Regions from separate parts of the Homo sapiens genome. Here region 1 is linked to region 2. Evidence: read pairs that join two places in POLR2A ChIA-PET (ENCODE). Cell type or tissue: PC-3. All regions are shown on one strand. Links, peaks and the distances in the headings refer to the core of each region. The heading gives the core; the rest is flanking DNA.

Region 1 (2,911 bases), core at 159-2,658, 410 kb before region 2:
TGGTGTTGAGATCATCCCTCACTCTCGCACTCTTACAAAGTAGCCAGAGAGTTTTTGGTTTGGACAGACTCTTCTTGGTTGGTTAGTTGGTTTTCTCCCAAAATGGGCATTGCTGAAGAAGGATGTAGAAACCAAAGCATACCCTGTCTATAGACCTGGCATGTAGCTGTGGTTATACACTGCAAGAAGGACATTACAGGACAACTCAAATGAATACAAGGAAGGGGAGGGACCTTCCCTGTATTCACTTGAGTTGTCCCTGTCTAGACTTTTTCCCTCTGTTTGCCCTCAGTGCACAGACAAAAGCATTGAGAACTGTGTTTTCTGGGGAGATGGAGGCTGAGTACAGTGTCAGTTTCCAGACAGTTGCGGTGTTCCTGAGGTATGCACAGATACTCCCTACCAAGGAGAACTAGGACCGTGGGCTCCTTGACATTTGCAGGAGGTAAAAGGGTAAGGGCTTCAAGTTGAATGTTGAAGGGTTTCAGCGTTTGCTTAGATTTCCTACCAGGTGACTTTGACAAAATAAGTTGATTGGTCTTCATGTTATTTTTTTAAAAACTCAGGCCAGGTGCAGTGGCTCACACCTGTAATCCCAGCACTTTGGGAGGCCAAGGCAGGCGAATCACCTGTGGTCAGGAGTTCAAGACCATCCCGGCTAACATGGTGAAACCCCGTTTCTACTAAAAATATAAAAAATTAGTTGAGCGTGGTGGTGTGTGCCTATAATCCCAGCTACTCGGGAGGCTGAGGCAGGAGAATAGCTTGAACCCGGGAGGCAGAGGTTGCAGTTAGCTGAGATCGTGCCATTGCACTCCAGCTTGGGCAACAAGAGCGAAACTCCATCTCAAAAAAAAAAAAAAAAAAAAAAACCAACTCTAATTAGAGGGTTAGTAATACTGAGCCTTCTATTACTGTTTGGGATAGTGGCGGCCCTTCTGGCCCTAGAGCTCATGTATTTTATTGTTTTGCTAAGTCTCTCTCTGTTGATAAATAGAAAAAGCTTTTTTATTTTTTAGATTTTTATTTTCAATTTTCATGGTTGCATAATATGTAAAAGGCTTTTTTTAACCCTTGCCTGTAGAGTTATGTAAATTACATTCTGTTACCTCATCCTGATTTCACAATAATGTCCAGTGGATTTAAGTTCTGACTTTACTGTTTTATTAACTCACAATGGGTGCATTTTCTCAGAGAATCCTAAACAGATACGCCAGAAATCTCCCAAGCTTTGGAGCACATTAGATGATGCACTTTGGCATTGCATTACCTTTTAGTTTATGCTAAAACGATTAGGATGGTGCTCCCCAGATAACGTCCTTGTTCCCAGGATGGGGAGGGAGGCGTCCCAGCAGCTTGCCTAGGCATAGCAAAGCTGGCATGGCATGACCTCTTAGAGAGTTGAGGATTGATTAAATTTGTGTTTCCCAGGCTCCATTCTTGGCTACCCAGAGAAGGCTGCTTGGCCAAAGAGTGTTAATGAATGCCTGCTTGTTGCCCTCATTATTTGCTCTGTTCCAGTAAGTTGTCGTTTCCATTCATGTTGGAAAGTATTTGGGGAAGTTGCACTCATCAGGTCTTAAAAGCTCTTAGCTTTCTATCATCTTGACAAATGAAAGCAAGCCCTTTAAGTGAAGTGGATGGATTGGAAAACTTCCCAGTGTGATTGTCTATGGCAACTGTGAATTAAGCTGGGATGGGAATTAAGCTCTTTAATATCTCAGCAGCTTTTCAAGGACAGGGCATGGAGCCCTTTGTAAGCAGGACAGTCTCCTGTATTACACTGTCTATTTACCAAGCCATGTTGCCCTCAAAGTCACGATAAGGACAAATCTCAGCATATGCCATTTGCTTTATGCCCTGGGCCAGGTTAATTGGTGTTTCTTTTGTAGAAGATGAATGAAAATAATGTGCTTTAGAGTTCTGCAACAGCTAATTATCTCAAGGTTTCCAGCTATAGAATTTTTTGCTCGAGAGATCACCAAGGTGATGATGGATGTTTTGGTGTGCAGTGCCTTTGTGATTTTTTTTTTTTTAATTTGACCTTAGAATAAGTACTTTTTTTTTCTTTTTCTTTTTCTTTTTTTTTTTTTAAGACAGTCTCACTTTGTTGCTCAGGCTGGAGTGCAGTGGTGTGATCTCGGCCCGCTGCAGCGTCTGCCTCTTGGGTTCAAGCAATTCTCGTGACTCAGCCTCCTGAGTAGCTGGGATTACAGAATTGCATCACCACGCCTGGCTGATTTTTGTATTTTTAGTAGACGAGGTTTTGCCATGTTGGCCAGGCTGGTCTTGAACTCCTGGCCTCATGTGATCTGCGCACTTCAGCCTCCCAAGAAGTGTTGGGGTTACAGGCATGAGCCACCGTGCCCGGCCAGAAAATGTACATGTATTTTATATTGTAGTATCTGACTCTGTTTTTATATTCTCTATGACAGCTGGCAATGTTAGGAAGATTAGAATTCATTTTTGAGTTAGCAAAAATTTTTTAACCTGAAGATTTGTTTTATGTGGGGAAGATTAAACTAGCAGAATCTTAGAATTGGATGAACATTTGGTCATGATTGCCCTCCCAGTGATGGGTCACAGCTCTTTTCCAGTGCGTTATCAGTGGGTTTCCACAGCAGGGAGGATCTCAACCAGGAGGCAAGTCAGAAACTGGAGGTGGGATTTGTGGAGTTTGGAAAGGCTGCTGGGAATTTCTGATTACTCCCTTCCCCTACAGGAGAATCCCAGTTCTAGAAGTAGTAGACTTGGTCTTTATGGACCGTAGGAAGGAGCCAGTCTTTCAAGTTCATTGTGGTTGCCTCATTTGTCTTTAACAGTGGCTCGTGAAATAGACATGTGGAAGGTACTGTAAGGGTGATTAGGCTGTGTTTGTAGGAGTCACTGAAAACAAAGCATATATAAGGGA
Region 2 (2,911 bases), core at 320-2,819:
AATCAGTAGAATTTTAACCAGTTAAGATGATCAATTAGAATTCTCAACCAGCCCAATCTTGACCTAGCTGGTTTTAGGCAAGATGACTTAATGCACAAGGGACATCTCTATCTAGAGATGGTATTGGTCCCTGCACAGAAAGAACTCTTAAAGAAATTCTGGGGCCATTTATCTGGGTGTTTTAAGTGATGAATAAAGAAATACATACTAGGAAGAATCCTGGGATGGAATTTGTACGAATTAATTGATTTCTAACACTTGTTCTTATTATAGATCCAACAAAGCTTACCTCAATCTTTTAAAAATGTCCTGTTTAGGCCAGGCACGATGGTGCACACCTTAATCCCAGCACTTTGGGAGGCCGAGGCAGGAGGATCGCTTGAAACCGGGAGGTGGGGGTTGCAGTGAGCCTGCAGTCCCCACCACTCTGGAGGCTGAGGCATGAGAATCGCTTGAACCCCAGAAGCAGAGGTTGCAGTGAGCTGAGATTGCGCCACTGCACTATAGCCTGGGTGACAGAGCAAAGAGCAAGAATCTGTCCAAAAAATAAATAAATAAATAAAAGAAGAAGAAAGCAAAAAGAAAGAAAGAAGAAGAAAAAGAACAAATCATAACTCTTCATTTATTTGCTTAGAGTCAATCTATTGTATTGATTTCTGGTCAAATGACTGCTGTTTCTTAACCACAAGATTATAACCAACTTAGTGGTGAGAACTAGATTAGGAGTTAGGAAACAGAGTCTTGCCCAGGTTTGCCACTCACTAGCTGTCTAACCATGAACAAGCTCCTTCACTTCTCTGGATCTTGATTTTCCATCTGTCAAATGATGAGGCTGGATTCAAAGGGCCTCTAAAAGATTGTTCCCTTCTAACCTTCTCTTCTGATTCTAACAATTCCTGATTCTAACAATCAGGGATCTTTCTGAAGATGTTCACTTGAGTTTTCTGCATGTCACCCTTTCCTTTCCTTCCCTTCCCCAGAATGCCTTTTTTCCCTCCCAGTGAAACTGAGAAACTGCTTCTGGATCTTTCTTTAAGAACACATCTCTGAGTTTTCCTGTCCCAAATGATTGTTTTCTGCATATGGCGGCTAATCTATTGTCTTCTGTAATATACATTCCTCCGGATAGGCCATGCTTCCCCATTCTCACTGCAGTTCCTCTGCCCCTCCCCCTGGAGTGCTCCTGCCCCCGCCTCCTTTAGCCGATTAGCTCCACACACCCGGAGCCAGCCAGGCACAACGCGGCTCCCCCTGGCACAAGACTGTCCTCGCCTTCAAGCAACCAGCCTGTCTGCACCATGCAGGCAGGAGATCCGTGAACCCTCTTCTCTCTCATTCTTATGCGTAATAAAATAGCGGACTTTCCCCCTTCTTTTTATGAAGACAGTTCTTGCAGCTGTGACTATAACTGTTTTTTTTTTTTTTTTAAATACCAGCCAAGATTATGGTCCCATAACCCAATTAGTGTCATTTGGTTGTGGTCCAAGGGCTTCCCCTGCACGAGTTTTAATTTGGGGATCCCCGGAGGCTGCACTCCACATCTGTAGCCGGCCTGTTCTTCCTCTCCCCTTATTTGCTCGAGGTTTATGGGAGGATTAGCTGTGTGGTCTGGGAGGCGGCTGCTTCTCTTTCATCCTCACGGCTCTCGAGCCGCGGAGGAGCCTTTTACTTTTCATCATCAAGCCCTGGCACCTGGAGGGCGGGCAGCCCTAGCGACTGGAATGAATCAGAGGATGCCCTGCAGGCCCCGGGGGGCGCGGCCCTGCAAGCATGGGGGAGGGGAGGACGGGGGAAAGGCTGCTTATTGGGCTGCTCAGCACCCGGCCAGACTGCGCTGTGCTGGGACGGCGAGGGGGTGGTGAGGAGGGCAGCCGCAGTGTGAGGTGGCCCCCCCCCGCCCCGCCCCCACTCCCTGGCTGGCGAGGGCTGGCAAGGGCTCCGGGCGCTCATTGTGCAGGCAGCTGGCACCAGCTGGGAAGGGGAATTAGCATAACAAAGAGCCGGAGCGAGCGCGGCGCGGCCCGGCGGGGGCTCTGCCGAGCGCCCCGGGCTCGGAGGAGCCGCGCTGTCAGCGGCTGTGGCGCGCTCGGGCCTCCTGGCCTGAGACCCTCGGAGCAGCGGGGCCCGGCCCCCAGCGGGCGCGCTCTGTCTGGGTTCCGGCCGCAGGACTCGCCCGGAGAATGCAGTGGGTGTGGGTGTGTCCGGGACAGCGTGAATGGGCGTGGGTGTGTGTGTTCGGGTGAGTGTGGGTGCCCGTGTGTCCAAGCGTGCGTGTAACCGTGTCCCTGGGCGTGGGAATGCGGGTGTGAAGGGGTCACCTGCACACGGGTGGGGACCCGCCAGCCCTCTTCCCTTCCGCCCCAGGAAGGCCTCTTTGTTTATTTCTTTCCGGAGACCGCGGTGGTTCTTCAATCACCAGTTCTCAATCCTGATTGCACCTCGGAGCCCCCTTCGGGAGCTTTTACAAAACCCTCAGGCCTGAGCCCTACCCCAGAGGCTCGCGATGAATTGGACTCTGCTGAGGCCCCCAGCGGATGTTTCTTCAGACGTCCGCGTGGATTCCGACATGCGGCGTGGTTGGGAACCGCCGAGTACCCACTCCCACTGTCCCCAGCCCTGCTGCCGACCCTGGACGCCAGCGAGCGCCAAGGAGACCGGGGCCGGCTTGGCCTCGGGTTTAGGGCCTGGAAGCTTATCCTTCGCCTTCACTGGTTGAGGTCAAGTGCACATTCCCCCGACACTAGCGCTGGGTCTTAGGCTACCGACTGGGCAACCTCACCTCCATTATTGCATCTAAGCCTTACAGCAGCCCCATGGGAAAAAAGCTGTCGTGAAACGAAGCTCAGTTGAGTGTCACAAAGGGTCACAAAGCTAGGTATTCGACCCACCGAATTGGAGTCCAGGGCTATGG

Evidence for each region. ChIA-PET counts read pairs that join two places held together with the same protein. Peaks named below come from ENCODE experiments on the same cell type or tissue, not always from the same donor. Only the 100,000 strongest peaks of a DNase experiment are listed, where the experiment ranks them.
Region 1: POLR2A ChIA-PET joins it to region 2 with 7 read pairs; 4 of 35 experiments call an interaction of 5 or more read pairs at or near these places.

The regions. Positions count from the first base shown.
Region 1 is chr1:209,843,784-209,846,694 of GRCh38, forward strand. All of the region lies in intron 11 of UTP25 (UTP25 small subunit processome component), which reads left to right. Among named protein-coding and RNA genes, the nearest start is that of UTP25, 17 kb to the left of the region's middle. In PC-3, for the core only: no CTCF peak of the experiment used is centred there; no DNase peak of the experiment used is centred there.
Region 2 is chr1:210,249,619-210,252,529 of GRCh38, forward strand. No RefSeq gene overlaps it. Among named protein-coding and RNA genes, the nearest start is that of SERTAD4-AS1, 17 kb to the left of the region's middle. RefSeq lists enhancers at 1,750-2,305, 2,861-2,911. In PC-3, for the core only: no CTCF peak of the experiment used is centred there; a DNase peak (open chromatin) is centred at 1,733; H3K4me3 peaks cover 1,569 bases.